2 separate regions of the Homo sapiens genome follow, and region 1 is linked to region 2. A link is an interaction called in ENCODE POLR2A ChIA-PET data of the cell type or tissue named here. Cell type or tissue: B cell. All regions are shown on one strand. Links, peaks and the distances in the headings refer to the core of each region. The heading gives the core; the rest is flanking DNA.

The links. ChIA-PET counts read pairs that join two places held together with the same protein. Peaks named below come from ENCODE experiments on the same cell type or tissue, not always from the same donor. Only the 100,000 strongest peaks of a DNase experiment are listed, where the experiment ranks them.
Region 1: POLR2A ChIA-PET joins it to region 2 with 12 read pairs; 4 of 35 experiments call an interaction of 5 or more read pairs at or near these places.

The regions. Positions count from the first base shown.
Region 1 is chr1:226,728,869-226,739,787 of GRCh38, reverse strand. It overlaps ITPKB (inositol-trisphosphate 3-kinase B), which reads left to right and starts at 506. Exons shown (of 8, transcript NM_002221.4): 1 at 506-747; 2 at 2,125-4,261. The coding sequence starts at 2,330. RefSeq lists enhancers at 500-749, 1,373-1,872 and silencers at 970-1,209, 2,180-2,629. In B cell, for the core only: no CTCF peak of the experiment used is centred there; a DNase peak (open chromatin) is centred at 6,227; H3K4me3 peaks cover 3,024 bases; H3K27ac peaks cover 3,423 bases.
Region 2 is chr1:226,841,293-226,852,211 of GRCh38, reverse strand. No RefSeq gene overlaps it. Among named protein-coding and RNA genes, the nearest start is that of PSEN2, 24 kb to the left of the region's middle. RefSeq lists an enhancer at 588-1,322. In B cell, for the core only: no CTCF peak of the experiment used is centred there; no DNase peak of the experiment used is centred there.

The DNA of each region.
Region 1 (10,919 bases), core at 3,307-8,306, 110 kb after region 2:
GAACTGTGTACAAGAACACAAACTGTTTATACAGGATTGTAGCCTTTTTTAAATGCTAAAAAGGTCCCCATGATTTGCTTTGTTTAAGACATACACTCAAAACTTTATTAAAAACATTTTTCAAAAATAGTTTCATAAAGCTAGACACATCAGCAAGCCTCGATTGAGGGGTGGAAAATGAATTGTATATCTTTAAACCGCAGAAGTTAAAAGCCTTTTTTGTTGTTGTTAGCTAACAATGGAAACTTTTTTTTAAGTGTTTCCCTCCCTCGTCTTGCCAAGCAATAGAAAAAAAAAAAAAAGAAGAAAAGAAAAACTTGTTCCGCTGAGTTCAACCCCAGACAGGCTCACAACTTCCTTCCTGCTTTCCTCCCCCAAGCCTCCGCCTTTCTCCCTCCTCCCTCCTCCACTACCCCCCCCCCCAACAACTTTTCTTTCTTTCTTTTTTTTTTTTTTAATCGTGCATTGAACAAACACTGAAGTAGCCCGGAGCAGACACTGACAGGGGCAGTATCTCCACGGTCGAAAAGGGCGTGCAGGGCCGGCTTGGCGTCGCCACTGCCGGGATCGCCGGGCCCCTGAACCGAAGAGCTTTCCCCCCTCTTTCGCACTCCTCTTTTTTGTCTTCCATAGCTTGTGAGAAAATAATTTCTGAGCATTTTTACTTTTAAAGCCATCTCGTCCCTACGAGGTTTGCGCCTCTGGGCATGTAGTCTACACAGGACCTGAGAATCTGAGAAACTGCAGGTAAGTTTGGCGGCCTTTTAATGGCTCTCGCCTCTGAACAACCCTCTTTTCCCTCACTTTCTGCTCTGGAGCGAATCTCGGCGTTCCTGGTTCCGAAACAGGGCAAAGGGGTGGGCTGGGGAGGCAGGGAAGGGGGTTTGATTTTGGAGGGTGACATGGAGTGGCGGTGGGGAGAAAATAGGGAGAGACGAGGTCTCCGCATTTCTCCTACCCGCCTTCCGGGCCGCTCACTCCGCGCCGCCTCCCTCAGCGCGCTCCAGGAGTCCCCAGGCTGGGGTCTCGGGGCGGCTCTGCTGGCGCCGGGCGAGGCTGCCCGGGATGCGGAGAAGCCCTGCGCTCCGCGGCGCTGCCCTGGGGTGTTAGAGCGCCGGCTCCTGGGAGGTTTGCAGAGCTAGAGGCTCTGTGCACCTAGGGCTGCTGCCCGGCTGCAGCCATGCACGCCCCTAAGTTCCTCCGAGTGGGCGCGGGTCCGGGAGCCCGCAGGGGCAGTCGCGTCCTCGGCAACAGGGCGCGCTGAGAGCGGACTCGCTCCGCGCGCGTGCGGCGTATACACACACGCGTGTATACACACACACTCACAGACACCCCCCCATAGGGGACGACGGCAGGGGGGCAGCAAGTACTGGTTCCGGTAAAGAGAACGTGTAGAACCTCGGTGCGCCCACACTCACAAAACACTTGTCTAGGGATAGGCGACAAGGCTAGCCCTGAAAAATGCTTCGGCTGCGGCCCCGCTGCCCGCCCAGGCCTTCGTAGGCCGAGAGACACAGCCCCAAGGCTAGGGTCAGGAAGGTAAACGGCGGGCACGCGGGCGCCCTCCCAGATCCGGGCGCTGGCAGCGGCTCGGGCAAGGCAGGTCCCGCTTAGGTTCCCTCCGAGCCGGTCGGTCTCTGATGCCCCGAGAGGGTGGAGCAGGGAGACCCTGAAGCCCAGGGCGAGGGCTGCCGGGTTGCCCTGGATAGCCAATGTTTGCTCAGGCTGGGGAGACCCGGAGACGGTGGCTGGGGTGTCCTCAGCCCGGGAGAGCTGAGTCAGCCGCGCCCCGCACACAGCATACTTAGGAGCCAAGGACTTGGACCTCGCTTCTCGCCGGTCCGCGAGACGAGTATTAGGATTGGGATTTGAAGGGACCTCATAAAGCGCATCGCAGCCTGGGGCGAGGTGGGGGGCGGGGAAGCACACCCGAAACCGCGCTGGCGACCGAGGCAGCCGGGGCATGCCCTCGCCGAGCCTCGCCGTCCCCATAGGTGAGATGTCCGGTGGCGCTGGGTCCCGGATAGATTGTGTTCCCGGGGCTCTCTCTGGGTTCTGCAGGCGACCCCCAACTCCCCCCGCGCGCCCTCCAGGGTCCTGACTTTTCTCCTTGTATCTCCACAGCCGCACGGTTGTTTATGGAGCTTTGGGCGGGGGCTGAGCCCGCGGTCGTGCCCCCAGCCCGCTGCCCAGGCCATGCCGCCCCATCTGCGCGCGGAGCCGCGGCTGCCGGGCCTCCGGGGCTGAGCCGGGAGCGCCGGGAGGAGGAGGCGCCGGCGGCGGAGCAGGAGCGGGAGCCGCGGCGGCGGGCAGCGCGGGACCCAGTACTATGGCTGTGTACTGCTATGCGCTCAATAGCCTGGTGATCATGAATAGCGCCAACGAGATGAAGAGCGGCGGCGGCCCGGGGCCCAGTGGCAGCGAGACGCCCCCGCCCCCGAGGAGGGCAGTGCTGAGCCCCGGCAGCGTTTTCAGCCCCGGGAGAGGCGCCTCTTTCCTCTTCCCCCCAGCCGAGTCGCTGTCCCCCGAGGAGCCCCGGAGCCCCGGGGGCTGGCGGAGCGGCCGGCGCAGGCTGAATAGTAGCAGCGGCAGTGGCAGCGGCAGCAGCGGCAGTAGCGTGAGCAGCCCAAGTTGGGCTGGTCGCCTGCGAGGGGACCGGCAGCAGGTGGTGGCAGCCGGTACCCTCTCCCCGCCAGGGCCGGAGGAGGCCAAGAGGAAGCTGCGGATCTTGCAGCGCGAGTTGCAGAACGTGCAGGTGAACCAGAAAGTGGGCATGTTTGAGGCGCACATCCAGGCACAGAGCTCCGCCATTCAAGCGCCCCGCAGCCCGCGTTTGGGCAGGGCTCGCTCGCCCTCCCCGTGCCCCTTCCGCAGCAGCAGTCAGCCCCCTGGAAGGGTCCTGGTTCAGGGCGCCCGGAGCGAGGAACGGAGGACAAAGTCCTGGGGGGAGCAATGTCCAGAGACTTCAGGAACCGACTCCGGGAGGAAAGGAGGGCCCAGCCTATGCTCCTCGCAGGTGAAGAAAGGAATGCCACCTCTTCCCGGCCGGGCTGCCCCTACAGGATCAGAGGCTCAGGGTCCATCCGCTTTTGTAAGGATGGAGAAGGGTATCCCTGCCAGTCCCCGCTGTGGCTCACCCACAGCTATGGAAATTGACAAAAGGGGCTCTCCTACCCCGGGAACTCGGAGCTGCCTAGCTCCCTCATTGGGGCTGTTCGGAGCTAGCTTAACGATGGCCACGGAAGTGGCAGCGAGAGTTACATCCACTGGGCCACACCGTCCACAGGATCTTGCCCTCACTGAGCCGTCTGGGAGAGCCCGTGAGCTTGAGGACCTGCAGCCCCCAGAGGCCCTGGTGGAGAGGCAGGGGCAGTTTCTGGGCAGTGAGACAAGCCCAGCCCCAGAAAGGGGCGGGCCCCGCGATGGAGAACCCCCTGGGAAGATGGGGAAAGGATATCTGCCCTGTGGCATGCCGGGCTCTGGGGAGCCTGAAGTGGGCAAAAGGCCAGAGGAGACGACTGTGAGCGTGCAAAGCGCAGAGTCCTCTGATTCCCTGAGCTGGTCCAGGCTGCCCAGGGCCCTGGCCTCCGTAGGCCCTGAGGAGGCCCGAAGTGGGGCCCCCGTGGGCGGGGGGCGTTGGCAGCTCTCCGACAGAGTGGAGGGAGGGTCCCCAACGCTGGGCTTGCTTGGGGGCAGCCCCTCAGCACAGCCGGGGACCGGGAATGTGGAGGCGGGAATTCCTTCTGGCAGAATGCTGGAGCCTTTGCCCTGTTGGGACGCTGCGAAAGATCTGAAAGAACCTCAGTGCCCTCCTGGGGACAGGGTGGGTGTGCAGCCTGGGAACTCCAGGGTTTGGCAGGGCACCATGGAGAAAGCCGGTTTGGCTTGGACGCGTGGCACAGGGGTGCAATCAGAGGGGACTTGGGAAAGCCAGCGGCAGGACAGTGATGCCCTCCCAAGTCCGGAGCTGCTACCCCAAGATCCGGACAAGCCTTTCCTGAGGAAGGCCTGCAGCCCCAGCAACATACCTGCTGTCATCATTACAGACATGGGCACCCAGGAGGATGGGGCCTTGGAGGAGACGCAGGGAAGCCCTCGGGGCAACCTGCCCCTGAGGAAACTGTCCTCTTCCTCGGCCTCCTCCACGGGCTTCTCCTCATCCTACGAAGACTCAGAGGAGGACATCTCCAGTGACCCTGAGCGCACCCTGGACCCCAACTCAGCCTTCCTGCATACCCTGGACCAGCAGAAACCTAGAGTGGTAAGTCTTGCTCTGAGATTTGCCCAGAACTCATGCTGATTTCAGCAGACTTTTGATGCCCTATGCATCCCTTTTTCTTAACTTTCTACACAGTCATGAAAACTCAGACCAGGGCCCTGGGACAGTCACAGTGAATAATTCTGTCCAGGTGTGTTTGCTGAGGTGGAAGCAGAGGCACTGACCATGCATTTTAGCTTGGACAGTGAATCTGAGTCTTTCTACTATTTCCATGCATATCTTAAAAAACAAGTTTTAAAAGTATTTCATGTAGGTCACCACGCTTCTTGGGAAAATAATATTCATAAATGTCACCAAAAACTTCTGGACTAATCCCCAAAGATAGTGAACTGAGCTACTGAGTGTAGTTTTTGTCTGATCAGGTGAAACACTTAACTCTGTGTTTCATTCAGGCCAAAGAAAATTGACAAGGATATCATCAAATTAAGTTAGCCTCTACTAATAAGCCAGGAAAATGAGTGATGTGAATCTATGACAGGACCCTGAAACCTGTAGATGTGGTTGTGGCCAGTCAACTGGGTGAGGAATCACTGAGCCTCAGTAAGTTAAGCCAGACCATTGCAATATTTGTGTGGTCAGTGTAACCAAGGTGCAGTTTGATGTATGAATTAAATGAAAACCATACTTTGAGCTAAGCAGATGGTTTCTTCAGTATCATAGGCACCTGAGTGTTATCTCCGGAGTAGGTACCTCCTAATGGATGTACATGTCAGTTGGTACAGGTTGACATTTCAGGTATGTTTTCACGTGCCTCTGGTTTGGGTCATCACACTGACATCTTGTTCTGGTTATGGCAGTAGACAGGAGTTTATTTCTATTACATGGTTAATCGAACTTGTAGGCTGCTTTTACTCTTAGGAGGATCAGAGTATCTTACAGAAGACATAGGAGTTGAAGCTAGCACTTCTGAAAAGGTCTGGGCTTTCTCTTAGCTTTTCCAGAGAGCATGGGGAATTTCCTAGTTCAGTGTGCCAGGGGTGGTTGTGCTATATTGGGGGAAAGTCTGCATTTTATTATAGTAGGTAGCCTTCCGATTTCATCTTGAATATCAAATACTCTTCACTGTACCTCAATAACTTTCTCCACCACGACTGGGAGCTTTATGTTTCTACTCTGCATTCTTCACTAAGGTATTTTGGACCACAAAACATACTCCTCTCTGATTCCCTATTCACGAATCACAGTCTGGATTTTTGAAGACCAGGCATTCCTTTTCATGAAACTCTGCTTTTTGCTGATGATCTGGAGGCAAATGTGTATGCAAAATCGCCCCAATCAGCCTGGCATTTTGTGGCTAGGACAGGGCCCCTGGGCATTATGCACCTGCTGTCAGGCATAGGCGCACCACCTTTAGAGGGGGAAGCGGTCCACCTGGAAGGGGATGGTGGTCAAGGGCAGGTGGGAAATACTTCTTTCTGAAGGCATGGGCCAGATTTCTCTTTCTGCCCAGCAGTTAGAGGTCTACTGAATAAGAGATGGTCCCCCGTCCCATCCCTCCCAGTTGCTTTTGAACTCCTGAAGCATAGCTGAAACAGCCAAAGTCACTTTAACTTGTTCCCTGACTGTCCATTCACCCTTTCTAGTGGTAGATTAGCAACTTCTATTGGCTGGTTGTCAAAACAGTTTGTGTCCCGATGTTTGAAAACGGCTCTTGTCTAGAAGAGAATTAACAGGGAGATCAATAACGACAGGTGACTTTTTTTTCCATTTGCCAGAACGATGCCATTTGAGAAACCAGAGGGTTAAGTGGTGTTTTTAAGTTAGTGAACATATCCAGAGGTAGAAACGAGGCCAGCCTGTTGTCCAGTCTACCTCCCACCTTTAAACAGGTTTTCAGACACCCGCAGAGCAGAGCCAGGGAAAAATCCCCTGCCGGCTTTGCTCTCTGAATCACATGAGACTGGTGGGAAGTGGGGTGGGTGTGTGTGTGTGTGTGTAGGGGGGTAAGGGTGGGTAACCAACTGGAAATTATGGGATCCTAGGGACTTTTGAGCTTTGGTTGAGTGCTTGCACGATAAGCAAAGTTTTCTTCTTGTACAGATTGTTACGCTGGAGCCTTATCTGTGACACCCAAACATCAGCTCATTGGGTCAAAAATCACTTGATTACCTGCAATAGATATTTTGTCTACAGAAGGCCAGACATCTTGATGGAGTGAGTCTTTTGGCTGGGCCTTTCTGTGTTTGATAGATAAAAGCCCCACCAGCTCTGTCTGAGGTTCTACCAAACTGATGTAGCATTCTCTTTTCTGGACTTTGCTGTGTCTGTCCAGCTACTGCACAACGCTATAGCTGCACACTCTCATGCTTGCTCACACTTGCTTACACTTGCCCTCACACATGCCCTCACACATGCTCACACTTACCCTCCTATGCTCACACAGGTTCCCCCTTGCTCACCCCACTCACACAGGTCTGAAATGGCATGTTCAGCGTTCCAGTCACATAACCAACCCCTGGCCCTCAGACCCACACTAGACACTGAGATTGTTTCTGTGCTGCCCTACCTTCCCACAGAGTTAAGCCTTTCGGGCCTCCTGTGGCGCTTTCTTCATCCTTGCTGAGGAATGAGTGTGTATGACTTGGTGTGCAGGCAGGGGGTGACAGTATATCTGCTTAGTAGGGATCAGACACTTGAAATTTGCTCAGAAATAGTTGCATTACACGCCCAGTGTGCAATGGCTGAAATTCAGGCACATTCATGCTTACTGTTCTCTGAGATCTGAACAAAATCAAATTGCACTGAGCAAGGATAGTGCTCAATCTTTTGTTCTTTCTGACAACTAAAAATTAACCAGCGGTTGTTTACTTCCCTATATAATTCTGTTTAAGAGAATCTGGACCATTGAGACACCAGGCTTAAAATGTTGTATTAAGATATAAAAGTACCTTACTTTAAAAATAGATTTTTATTGATTTATTTCAAAATTGTTCTGTCAGTTATATGTACAAAAAAAAAAAAAACAAAAGAACGCTGGGCACGGTGGCTCATGCCTGTAATCCCAGCACTTTCGGAGGCCAAGGCGGGTGGATCACTTGAGGTCAGGAGTTCAAAACCAGCCTGGCCAACATGGTGAAACCCCGTCTCTACTAAAAATACAAAAATTAGCTGGCGTGGTCGCGGGCGCCTGTAATCCCAGCTACTTGGGAGGCTAAGGCAGGAGAATTGCTTGAACACTGGAGGTAGAGGTTGCAATGAGGCGAGATTGTACCACTGCACTGCAGCCTGGGCTACAGAGTGAGACTCCGTTTCAAAACAAAACAAAAAACAAAAACAAAAAACACTGGCCTAATTACCTGTGGGGTGTATAAAGAAGTGTAATACAAAACCCTTGGCTTCATGGTGCTTACTGTTTTTTAAAGGCCATTGGAATTTTGTTTCCTTCGCTTTTTTTTTTTTTTTTTTTGATGTTGACTAGTTTTGTTGTCTTTTTTTTTTCTGAGTGAAAAACGAACTCATACACATAGTAAAAAATCCAAACAGTTTAACATGGTTTTATGTGGTTTTGAAAAGTGTGTAAAAATTTTAGTTTGGGGTAAACCAAACTAAAATTTAAAAGCCTAGAGGGGCACTTTAAAAAATGCATCTGTTGGTGAATACTTTTAAGTGGAAAATTCTTTTCTAGATGAGAATGTTGAAAGCTCAGATTTGTGGGGTTATGAGCTCAGGTTGCATATGCTGTTTTCTGAAGATGGGGTACCCTTCTTCTCTCAGGTACATGGAGAGGATCTTTCTGGCAAGGGCTCAGCAGCTTTGAGATCTGGGAGGACCCCGAGTCATTTATTTTGGGTTCTGGGTATGACTGATCTGTTTGGGGATGAGGAAATAAACACTCAGAAAGTCAAAGGGAACCAAGGACACACTCATGGGCTCTGCTTCTCTAGCTTAGTTTTCTCCTCTGAAAATGTGGGTATTGTATGGGAATGATCTCATGGGGTCATCTAGTTCTGTCTGTGACTATGTAATTGAAGACATCTGATTTAAAGCCTAGTGTTTGTATTAGGGTATCAGAAAATGCGACAAGACTTCTTAGGTGTGGGTTTCCGGCACTGAGGCCAAAACTGGGCACTTTTACTTTTGTGCTTTTGCTTGAGACCAATTGATTGATCTGCCTATCTTCTATCTCTTTGCCATAAGAAAGGCTCTTTGTAATTTCATACTGAAAAAGTATCATCAAAATAAATCATCAGTACCATACCTAAGATTATCATTAATAATTAGTCTGGTGGTAGAGACAGCTGGTAGGATGCCAGAACATTAACCTGAACAGTAAAAGATTCATTCTGTTTAAAAACAAAAAGCAGGGCATTGTCCCCCCTCAGATACTGAAGTCTAGAAACTGAGGCCTTGCCCACACAGAGCCAAAACATCACTTCAAAGACCTTGTCTTATCAAAGATAAAAGTATTCAGCCAGCTTAAAACATTTTCAAGTAAAGGTGAGGTATACAGACAAAGAGAGATTGATTCTAAGCGTTGCTACTTATCATGCAAATGCTTAGACTTTGCAAAACATACAGCTCAAGACTCACCCGCTTTTAGGTACTACAAGAAAACATTAAACCAGTCAGTCGGTGTTTTTAGAGAAATATATTTGAGGTGTTACATAAGTCATTTTCAGAATTTTTGTTTTTAAGTGCTGAATTGCTACAGAGTCACTTTTCTGATTTTGTTGGCACATACCTGTTAAATGCAGTTCCAGATTAGATTAGTACTGGCTAGTTTATTTATATTCCTAGGAGTATTGACAACATTGTTTAGGCTTATTTTATTTTGTCAGGTCTCAATTTAGTTATCTAAAGGTAGAATTTTAAGGTATTTAATGGAAAGAATTTTATATCTTGGTGGAAAAAAAACTACAGACTTTGGATAATCAGGAGGTGGTTCAGAATTAACTTGGGAAGTCTTCTAAAGCATGTTGTGATCGCAGCCTCAGGGTAGAAGGTTCTGTGGATTTTGGTGGGAGAGGAGACCTTGGGATGGTAGGTTTATGCATATGGTACTCTCAACTCCATGACAAGGCCTTGCTGTGATTTTTCTTTTCCTCACTGGGTAGAATTGGCATCATGAAAGATGTATTTTTCAGCCATCAGGGGAGCTCATTGTTAACAAAAGTCACACCAAACCCAACTATGAACTCTTTGGTAATTTGAAAAGTGGAGTGGCAGCTGCCTGTTTGGGATTTTGTATTACCAGTTCTAAGATGGTTGCCCTTCCTGTGTTAACTTACCAAACCAAGTGACGATGGTGCTACAGGCAGTCCCAAACAACATGGAGCAGAAACAATCAGCATCTCCTTCAGACCCATGGGTCTGGTCCATCTGACTGTGGAGGGCTACCTTGGTGATCTGGAAGAATCTGCTGACCTGGTCCCTTGACCTTGTAGTCAAATTTGACTAGCTAAAGTTCTGCCAGACAGCTCTTCATTTTCTCACTGGGCCCCCTTCATTCACCCCAACTTTCTGGTGAAGACAGCAGCCCTGATCCATTTTTCCAGGAGTAAACTATTATCTTAAATACAGTTCAAGTCTCCTTGGTTGACAGACACCATAAATATATATGATCTCATTAGGAAGTTAGGCCTCTGTGCTTCCTATTAAAAAATAACAAAAACTAGGCCAGGTGTGGTGGTTCATGCCTGTAATCCCAGCACTTTGGGAGGCTGAGGTGGATGGATCACCTGAGGTCAGGAGTTCGAAACCAGCCTAGTCAACATGGTGAAACCTCGTCTACTAAAAATACTAAATCTACTAAAAATACGAAAGTTAGCCGGGCATGGTGGCACACACCTGTAATCCCAGCTACTCAGGAGGCTGAGACAGGAGAACCACTTGAACCCAGGAGTTGGAGGTTGCAGTGAGCCGAGATTGCACCATTGCACTCCAGCCTGGGTGACAGAGCAAGACTCTGTCTCAAAAACAAAAACAAAAACAAAACAAAAACTTTTCGATAGCTTCCATAATTAACAGTATCGAAATCTGGGTCTGGGACAGGCTTTAGAGCTCATTTCCTTTTTTTTTTTTTTTTTTGAGGTGGAGTCTCGCTCTGTCACCCAGGCTGGAGTGCAGTGGCATGATATCGGCTCACTGCAACCTCTGCCTCCCGGATTCAAGCAATTCTCCCGCCTCAGCCTTCCGAATAGCTGGGACTACAGGCGCATGCCACCATGCCCGGATAATTTTTGTATTTTTAGTAGAAATGGGTTTTCACCATGTTGGCCAGGATGGTCTCTATCTCTTGATCTTGTGATACTCCCATCTCGGCCTCCCAAAGTGCTGGGATTACAGGCGTGAGCCACCGCGCCTGGCCTCATTTCCTTTAATATCCACATTTTACAGAGGAGGAAAGCAAGGGTGGAAAATAGTCAATACCATTACAGGACCCATGGTTACACCCTTCAACTAACAAACTTCCTCAGTGGATAAGCTCCTTACTCGCCTTTGCAGATCCACCTCAGCTTTGAACACAGTGCATGCTTTTAAAGCATTTGTTAAAGGAATGGGTGAATGAATGAAGGAGAGAAAAAATCCCTGCTGCATTATCTACCCATAAAAGAAATACAGAACCATCTGGAAGGTGAAGAACAAAGAAAGGGAATCAAGCCCTGGGAATGCAAGTTTGTTGCTTATTCCTGTGACTGCT
Region 2 (10,919 bases), core at 1,194-6,193:
GGCCAACATGGTGAAACCCCATCTCTACTAAAAATATAAAAATTAGCCGAGTGTGATGGCACGTGCCTGTAATCCCAGCTACTCAGGAGGCTGAGGCAGAAGAACCGCTTGAACCCAGGAGGCAGAGGTTGCAGTGAGCTGAGATGAGGCCATTGCACTCCATCCAGCCTGGGAGACAAAGCAAGACTCCATCTCAAAAAAAAAAAAAAAAAAAAAAAAAACCCTTGTTAATCTGACACAGGGGACCATATGCTGGTTTTGCATCTGTGTGCCTTTAACATTAATGATTAATTTATAGAAAACCTGAACTTATTTTACCTTTCAAAATCAGCCCTCACAATCATACGTGCCCACCTCTTCTGCGATAGTCCCTGGGCCTTGAGGAGTTGAATAGCTTTAATTTCTTGCCCTGTGTCTCAAGAATGCAGTTTATTTTGATTGGCATCTTCTACAGGGCCTGAAGATAGGGCTTTAATTGGCTGTCAGTGTTTAAGATTTAGCAGGACTTGGTGTCCTTTTTAGACCCAGGAGTTGAATCCCTGTTACTCAATGTCACAAGGACTTTAAAAGCACATACAAGGAGGTACATGGATATAATAACCTTAATTTAGAAAAATTTTTTTCTCAGTTTTTTTCTAAGCAAACCGAAACTTGATAATAATATGACAATTTGATCCATATTAACATTTTTTTAAAAAATAAATCATCTTGTGATTTACACTGACTGTTCATGACATACTTGGGTTACAGGAAAGGAGTCCCAATCCAGACCTCAAGAGAAGGTACTTGGATCTCGTGCAAGAAAGAATTCAGGGCGAATCCGTAGAGTAAAGTGAAAGCAAGTTTATTAAGAAAGTAAAGGAACAAAAGAATGGCTACTCCATAGACTTAGCAGCCCCAAGGGGTGCTGGTTGCCCATTCTTATGGTTATTTCTTGATGATATGCTAAACAAGGGTGGATTATTCATGCCTCCCATTTTTAGACCATATAGGGTAACTTCCTGATGTTGCCATGGCATTTGTAAACTGTCATGGCGCTGGTCAGAGTGTAGCAAGATAGCATGGCCATCTTGTTTTTGGTGGGTTTTGGCCGGCTTCTTTACTGCAACCTGTTTTATCAGCAAGGTCTTTATGTCCTGTATCTTGTGCTGACCTCCTATCTCATCCTGTGACTTAGAATGCCTTAACCATCTGGGAATGCAGCCTAGTAGGTTTCTACCTCATTATATCCAGCTCTTATTCAAGATGGAGTTGCTCTGGTTCACATGCCTCTGACACTTATACTTCCTGATTTATCCTGAATATCCCTCCTTCTTAAACAACCAGTCATTTTATTTTAGGACTAAATTTACCATACAAGATTCTTTCTCATATAAAATTATTTCTCTTTAAGGTTTCTAACCGCAAAAAATACCTCTTTATTTTTATAACTTTCTTTACATATTTTTTTATTTCCTGGTTCCTTTTACCTTGTTTTATACATAACCTTTAAATAAACTGAATTAGACAAAACTTATTCACCTATTTTTTTAAAGGACACACTTGGTTTTCCTACAATATCTATTTATTAGAAAATACCCAAATAGGCTGGGCGCAGTGGCTCACCCCTGTAATTCCAAAACTTTGGGAGGCCGAGGCGGGCGGATCATGAGGTCAGGAGATTGAGACCATCCAGGCTAACACGGTGAAACCCTGTCTCTACTAAAAATACAAAAAATTAGCCAGGTGTGGTGGCGGGCGCCTGTAGTCCCAGCTACTCGGGAGTCTGAGGCAGAAGAATGGCCTGAACCCAGGAGGCGGAGCTTGCAGTGAGCCGAGATCGCGCCACTGCACTCCATCCAGCCTGGGCGACAGAGCGAGACTTCCGTCTCAAAAAAAAGAAAAGAAAAGAAAAGAAAATACCCAAATAATGAAATATCTATAATATATAATTTTATATTCTAAACTATGACAAGTTTGCCTACAAGTATTTATTCCATTACATTTACTTATTTTACTTTAATTGTTTACTTAGATTATTTATGAAAACTGTGATAGTCATGAAACCACCACTGCAAAAATATAACTGAGGCAGTGAAAAAGATATGACCTAACTAACTCCATCTTGCTTCTAATCTCCAAGCTGTGCCTGTTCATTCCTGGACTTTGGGAGGAATTTGGTTTATAGTTTAGTTTTGAAACAAAGGCAATAACAGCCTTTTCCCAAAACAAACCTCCTTACTCCCTGTGTACTAGATTACCTAAAAGCCACAAGATTAGAAGGTATGGTAATCTTACTAAATTTAAGATGCAGCTATTTTCATTAAACCAATATCAATGTCTTATTTATTAAAAACTACACAAAGATCATTTGTTTTGAGCTGGGTTTATAGTTTTGTAACCCCTATGCCAAATTTTAACACCTTTATAGTATTTGGCAGAAATAAGTATGAAATTGCCTGATTAATAAATGCAAACGAAAAATGTTTGGTGGCAATTCTTAAGAAATTTCTAATGTTACTTTACCAATAATTTTAAAGCTAGCTTATTAAAGATTTTACTTGTTACATAAACTTGAAAAAGCATTTGACTAGTCTTTTCTTTTTTAGTATCTGATTTAAGTGCTTTTATTTTTCTTTTAGCCAATTAATTAGAGCTCTCATGTATTTTTAGTAGTGAAACGTGTACACAACACATAAATACAACACATAAACACATTAGACATGCTGATGGAAGTACATTTTGTGATTTATAAACAGCCCCCCTTTCTTCCCCACCATTTTAGAGTTTCAGATCCTTGATAACCTATTTTACAACCCTAGGCAGTTGTCAGCTAAATAGCCTTAAATTTGCACATTAAAGGAAACAGCTCAGGTGAAAATCAAAGAGCGGAATGTACATCATAAGGTACAGAGAGAAAAAGTCTGGTGGTGCTAGAGGGAGATGCTTTTAATTTTTCTGAGCCAAATTAAACATAAAATTAAACTACACTCTTCCTTAAAAACCCAAGACTAGCCTCTGTTGCAATAGCTATTTTAGTCAAAAAATCAGGTGAAAACAGAATTCAGTCAACTGAGAAGAAAAGGAAAAAAAAAACTTGCACTCCAAAAAAAGACAAGGTCTTAGAATAGAAAAACAAATGTTGAAACCAAAAACATGAAGGCCTTTCAAATACAAACATGCACACATGCACACATACATCTTGGATGTTAGCCTTTTAATTAAGCTGACTTTTTTTTTTTTTTTTTTTTTTTTTTTGAGACAGAGTTTCGCTATTGTTGCCCAGGCTGGAGTGCAATGCCGCGATCTCGGCTCACCGCAACCTCCGCCTCCCGGGTTCAAGCGATTCTCCTGCCTCAGCCTCCCGAGTAGCTGGGGTTACAGGCATGCGCCATCATGCCCGGCTGATTTTGTATTTTTAGTAGAGATGAGATTGCTCCATGTTGGTAAGGCTGGTCTTGAACTCCCAACCTCAGGTGATCCGCCCGCCTCGGCCTTCCAAAGTGCTAGGATTATAGGCGTGAGCCACCGCGACCAGCCTAATTAAGCTGAGTTTTAACCATTGAGCTCCTTAACAAAATTTTTTAAAAATCTTATTACCATGTTTCAGCTAGGACAAAATGCTGCTATTTCAGAAGTACAACCATTGCTCTTTCAGTTTGGGCGGGCTGGCTGGCAAAAAGGTGGCCTTGTTATGTAAATAAAGCCCATTTAGTAGTCAAAATCAAAAATCTTTCCTCTTTTTTTTTTTTTTGCTGGCCATTTTTTCTCCCACTTTAAAGGTCTTGTTCCTCATAATTTAGAGTTCCCCTTCGGATTTGACCAAGACAGAAACAACAAAACCATGAAGTAAATCTAACAATGATCACACAAATGCTATGATTTCTGAGCGCTCTAAGTGTAAGCAGAAATTAACACCAGCTGGTTGTTAATGCTAACTTTAATTTTTTAAAAGGAATTTGCAAGACAGAATCCCAGACCAGTTTCTTACCTAGTGATGGGTCTCAGGCTGTAGACTGCTCTCTACCATCCTAGAAGCAGGAAAACAAAACAAAAAAACCTTATGTTCTCTGTTGGAAGCAAGCTCAAACTCCATAAAGGAGTTACCTGCCTTCCATCATCATGGAAGCAGGAAAAACTTGCCTTCCTTGTTTTGGAAGCAAGTAAAACTCCAAAAAAAAAAAAAAAAAAAAAAAGAGGAGCTGTACAACAAAATACGAAATAAACTTTAGATCTTGACCAAATTTTGGGAGCTCAGGGATTCTCTGGAGGAGATGCTCTCAGACCTCAGCAAATTGTCCTATTGGTTTGGGCCATAAAGTTAGCTCATGCTGGTACCAAGCACTGATAGGAGATTCGTCAAAGGTCAGGGGTATCTCCACTCAGAATCCCCCATGGTGAACCCAGAAATGTGGGTTCAGCAAATGTGAACCCAGAAAATCTGAGACAGGTCTCAGTTAATTCAGAAAGTTTATTTTGCCAAGGTTGAGGACATGCCCTTGACACAGCCTCAGGAAGTCCTGACAACATGTGCCTAAGATGGTCGGGGCACAGCTTGGTTTTATACATTTTAGGGAAACATGAGACATCAATCAATATATGTAAGAGGTACATTGATTGGGCCTGGAAAGGCGGGACAACTTGAAACAAAGGCAGGAGGACTCAAAGTGGGGAAGGAGCTTCCAGGTCACAGATAGGTAAGATACAAATGGTTCATTCTTTTGAGTTTCTGATAAGTTTTTCCATGTGAGGTAATCAGACTATGCATCTATCTCTGTGAGCAGAGGGATGACTTTGAATAGAATGGGAGGCAGATTTGCCTTGAGTGGTTCCCAGCTTGAAGGGGCCTAAGATACTTTCCTTTTGTACATCCATCCCACATGCAAAAAACATTCACCCTGTCCCAACATCCCCCAAAGTCTCAACCCATTAACAGCATCAACTTAAGCCCAAAATCTTACCTAAGTGTCATCAGCTCAAAAGTTCTAAATCTCGTTGCCCATATAATCTAAATCAGGTGTGGAGGAGACTTTGGGCATGGTCCATCCTGGGCAAAATCTCTCTCCATCTGTGGAATTGTAAAACTAGAAAACAAATGGTTTGCTTCCAATACATAATTGCATGACAGGCACAGGATAACAGTTGTAGATATTCTCATTCCAAAAGGGAGAAAATGGAAGGAAAAGAGTCATCACTAGCCTCAAGCAATTTTGAATTCCAACTGAGCAAACTCCATTATGTCTCAAGACCTGGAAACAATTCTCTGTGGCTTGAGACTCCACCCTCTGGGCCCAAGGCACCCCACCTCAAAGTCATCTTTCTTTTTCTGGAACGGTAGCATATGTTTGCAGCTGAGCAGTTTTATCAGCCTGTTTCCTGCCTGTAGAATTTGGGACTCTGACAGTCTTCTTTCATTTCATTCTCTGTCCATCCCTTTCAGTCCAAGCTGACAGTGCTGCTGTTATAATACTCTCAAAAACCTTAGTGGTCTCCTGTGTATGTCACAGAGATTTACTCCATTAAACAAAAGGCTCCTCCATAGACCATTCGATCTCTATTCATGGCTTTTGCTAAAACGGTTGAGGGACTCCATGAATCACATATGTGATCTCTTCAGCACTAGAAAAGGTTGTCTAGCCATACCTTTGGCCTTCAATCTAGAGCCCGCTTTCTTAACAGTGTATCTCTGGAAGTTTAACATCTTTTGCAATCTGGAGAGTCTGAGAATTTCCCAGATCATCAAGCCTTGCTTCCTTTTTGCTTAACATTTCTTCCCCCTTTTCTTTTTTTTTTTTTTTGTTTTGAGACAGAGTCTTGCTCTGTCTCTGTTGCCCAGGCTGGAGTGCAGTGGTATGATCTCGGCTCACTGCAACCTCCGCTTCCTGGGTTCAAGTGGCTCTCCTGCCTCAGCCTCCTGAGTAAATGGGACTACAGGCCCCACCTGCCACCATGCCCAGCCAATTTTTTGTATTTTTAGTACAGACGGGGTTTCACTGTGTTAGCCAGGATGGTCTCCATCTCCTGACCTCGTGATCCACCCGCCTCGACCTCCCAAAATGCTGGTATTACAGGTGTGAGCCACCATGCCCCGCCTCTTCCCTCATTTTATCTCTTACCTGTTAAAGTTTATTATAAGGTGCAAGAAGAACCCAGCCTATGCTTTCAACCCTTTGCTTGAAAATCTTAGCTAAATACCAAGTTCATTGCTTACAAGTTCTATTTTCCTAAAACTTCAGGACACAATTCAGCAAAAGTTTCTGCTGCTGCATAACAAGGACCCTCTTCCTTCCAAATTCCAATAATTTCCTTCTGAACCTTCACCAGCAGCACCTTTAATGTTCACATGTTTACTAACAGTCTGTTTATGACAATATAGATATTCTCTGAGGTGATACAAGCTTTCTATACTGTGTTTCTCACTTCCTCCTGGCCCTCACTGGCAGAATCTTTCAAATCAATATTTCTGATAACAGTCTGTTTAAAGCAATCTAGGCTTTTTCTATTGTGCTTCTCAAAATTCTTCCAGCCCTATTACCCTATTCCAAAACTACTTCCATTTTTTTTTTTAAAGAGATAGGGGTCTTGCTGTCCAGGCTGGACTCAAACTCCTGAGCTCAAGTGAGCCTCCCACCTCAGCCTCCCAAATACTTGGCACTACAGGTACATTTTTGAGGTATTTTTACAACAGCACCCCACTTCCAGATTTTTAGGTATTTGTTGCAGCAACACCCCACTTTCAGATGCCAAAACATGTGTTAGTTTCCTATGATTGCTATAACAAATGACCATAAACTGAGTGGCTCAAAACAACACACATATATTCCCTTACAGCTCTGGAGGTCAGAAGTCTGTAATCAGTTTCACTGGGCCAAACCAGGGCCTTGCTCTTGTTGGAGGCTCTAGGGAAAAAAATCTACTTCCTTGCCATTTCCATTTTTTAGAGGGGCTTCTTCCTTTCTTCCTTTCTTTCTTCCTTCCTTCCTTCCTTCCTTCCTGACTTCCCTCCTGACTGACCTACCTTCCTTCCTTCCTTCCTTCCTTCCTTCCTTCCTTCCTTCCTTCCTTCCTGTCTTTCTTTCTTTCTTGATGGAGTTTTGCTCTTGTTGCCCATGCTGGAGTGCAGTGGCACGATCTTGGCTCACTGCAACCTCCACCTCCCGGGTTCAGGCAATTCTCCTGCCTCAGCCTCCTGAGCAGCTGGGATTACAGGCATACGCCACCACACCTGGCTAATTTTTGCATTTTTAGTAGAGACAGGGTTTTACCATGTTGGCCAGGCTGGTCTCGAACTCCTGACCTCAGGTGTTCCACCTGCCCCAGCCTCCCAAAGTGCTGGGATTACAAGCATGAACCACTGCACCTGGCCTTTTTTTTTTTTTTTTTTTTTTTTTTTAAGATGGAGTCTTCCTCTGTTACCCAGGCTGGAGTGCAATGGCACAATGTTGGCTCACTACAACCTCCACCTCCCAGGTTCAAGCGATTCTCCTGCCTCAGCCTCCCAAGCAGCCTGGACTACAGGTGCACACCACCACACCTGGGTAATTTTTGTATTTTTAGTAGAGACGGGGTTTCCATGTTGGCCAGGCTGGTCTTCAACTCCTGACCTCAGGTGATCTGCCCACCTCAGCCTCCCAAAGTGCTGGGATTACAGGAATAAGTTTTAATCTTACAGAGTATGTTTTCTTATGACAACAATTGGTTCTTATTAAATCAATACTAGGATAACTAGAAAAGCCCCACATATTTGAAAATTAAACAGCATCCATGGAACAAGAAGGAAACCACAAGGGAAATTAGAAAATATTTCAAACTGAGTGAAAATCCACCATAGCAAATTTAAGGGCTGTAGCTAAGGCGGTGCTTAGAGTAAAATTTATAGCACTAAATGCTTACAGTGTTATAAAAGAATAACATTTTTAAAATGATGATCCAAACCTCACTTTAAGAACTAGAAAAGAAAAGCAAATTAAACCCATAATAAGTAGCAGAAAGGAAATAATAAAGATAAGAACAGAAGTGAACACAATACAAACAAGGAATTAACAAATCCAGAAGTTAGTTCTCTGAAAAGATTAATAAAATTGATAAACTCCAGTAAGGCCGATTATGAAGAAAAAGAGAAAATATCAATTATCAATATCAGCATGAAAGGGGGGATATCATCATAGATCTTACAGACATCAAAAAGATAAAAAATGAATATTATTATAATGGCATGCCATTAAATTCAGTAACCTAGATGAAATGAGAAAATTCCTTGAAAAATACAAATCATCAAAACTGACACAAGAGTATACAAAATCTAAATTGTCCCTTTTAATAGGTATTGCCTATTACAGATACTGACTTCCTAATTTAAAACCTTCCCACAGATAAAACTTCAGGCCCAGATGGTTCCACTGGTAAATTCTTTAAAACATTTAAGGACAAATTAATAATGCCAATCTTATACAAACTCTTTCAGAAAGTGAAACAGGAAGGAATAGTTTCCAATTTGTTTGATGAGAACAGCAAAAAACTGTCTTGAAATCAAAATAGAACAAAGATGCCAGAAGAAAAGAAAATTACATACCAATATTCCTCATGAACATGGACATACCAATCTTTAACAAAATATTAGCAACTTGAATCCAGCAATATATAAAAAGAACAATACCTCAAGTCCAAAAGGAGTTTATCCTAGGAGTGCAAGGTTGATTTCATACTGGAAATCAATCAATATAATTATGAATGGAATAATGAAAAACCATATGATCATCTCAGTAGATGTCAGAAAAACATTTGACAAAATTCAATATTCATTCATAATAATTCTCAGAAATGCAGGAATATAAGATAATTTTCTTATTCTGATAAAGGCTATGTATCATACTTACTGGTGAAATACTGAATGCTTTCCTCTTAGATCGGGAAAAATGCAAGAATGTCTATTCTTGCTCCTATTCAACACTGCCTGGCCAGAACCTGATTTTAAGATTTCTACAAGGCCTGGTGCAGTGGCTCACAGCTGTAATCCCAGCACTTTGGGAGGCCAGGGCTTGGGGAATCACAAGGTCAGGAGATCAAGACCATCCTGGCCAACATTGTAAAACCCCGTCTCTACTAAAAATACAAAAAATTAGCCGGGCATGGTGGCACGCGCCTGTAGTCCCAGCTACTCGCGAGGCTGAGGCAGGAGAATTGCTTGAACCTGGGAGGTGGAGGTTGCAGTGAGCCAAGATCGTGCCACTGCACTCCAGCCTGGGCCACAAAGCGAGACTCTGTCTCAAAAAAGAAAAAAAAAAGAGGGTCCATAGATAGATGGTCACTTGAGTTCTGACAAAGATATCAAGATAATTCAATAGGGAGAGGAAGTCTCATTAACAAATATGGTGCTGGAACTATTGAATCAATGTACGGGAAAAAATAAACCTTGCCCCCCTATTTCATAAATCTAAATGCTAACACTATAAAGCTTCTAGAACAAATTTAGATGAATATTCTCATAACTTTGGAATAGGACAAATTTTCTCAGAGCAGTCACAAGAAAAGCAGTAAACATAAAATTAAAAATGGAAAAGTAGGCCGGGCATGGTGGCTCATACCTGTAATCCCAGCAGTTTGGGAGGCTGAGGTGGGTGGATCCCTTGAGGTCGGGAGTTCGAGACCAGCCTGGCCGACATGATGAAACTCCGTCTCTTCTAAAAAATACAAAAATTAGCTGGGTGTGGTGGTGGGTGCCTGTAATCCCAGCTACTCAGGAGGCTAAGGCAGGAGAATCGCTTGAACCTAGGAAGCAGAGGATGCAGTGAGCTAGAATTGCACCATCACACTCCAGCCTGGGCAACAAAGTAAGACTGAGACTCATTTCAAAATAATAATAATTAAGAAAAAAATTAACCCAGTGTGGTGGCATGCGCCTGTGGTCCAGGTGCAGAGGTAGGAGGATCACTTGAGCCCAGTTGTTCAAGGTTACAATGAGCTGTGATCACTGGTGACAGAGTGAGACCCTGTCTCTTAAAAAAAAAAAATATATATATATATATGTGTGTGTGTGTATATATATGTGTATATATGTGTGTGTATGTGTATATATGTGTATATGTGTGTATATATGTGTGTATATGTGTATATATATGTGTGTGTATATGTGTATATATGTGTATATGTGTATATATGTGTATATATGTGTATATGTGTATATATGTATATGTGTATATATGTGTGTGTGTGTGTGTGTGTGTATATATATATATATATAAAAGACAGCCACAAAAGTATGTCTACTGTGTGGTTTCATTTATATGAAGTTTAAGAACAGGGAAAGTTAATCTACAAGATAGAAATCAGAACAGTGGTTTCCTCTGGGGGGATAAAGATTAACTGAAAGGGAATACTGGGAAACTTTCCAGATGACAGAATATATTTTGTCTGGGTGGTGGTTATGTGGGTGTATACACTTATCCAAATCCAAATGTATCTTGTATATTCAACATACAGCTGTGTGTTTCACTGCATGTAAATTTTAATTTACTGTATAATAATGCGTAAGTATACAGGTGCATACTTATATTTGTGATGGACATCCCAACAACTGAAAAGTAAGTTCTACTTAAAGATGAAAAAATACGATACATTTAACTACGTATTTTATCTCCTCTTTTCTTGACCATTGTAAACATAGGATATCTTAAAATAAATAATAAAGATTTTAAAAATGTTTATGTTGTCTTTTCCTTGGTATTTTTCTCCGTGTAATTTAAGCTTAAAGAGATTTTGCCCAGCTAGAAATTTGGGAAAAAGGCCAGGTGCAGTGGCTCATGCCTGTAATCCCAGCACTTTGGGAGGCTGAGGCAGGTGGATCACCTGAGATCAAGAGTTTGACACCAGCCTGGCCAACATTGTGAAACACCGTTTCTACTAAAAATACAAAAAATTAGCTGGAACCTGTAATCCCAGCT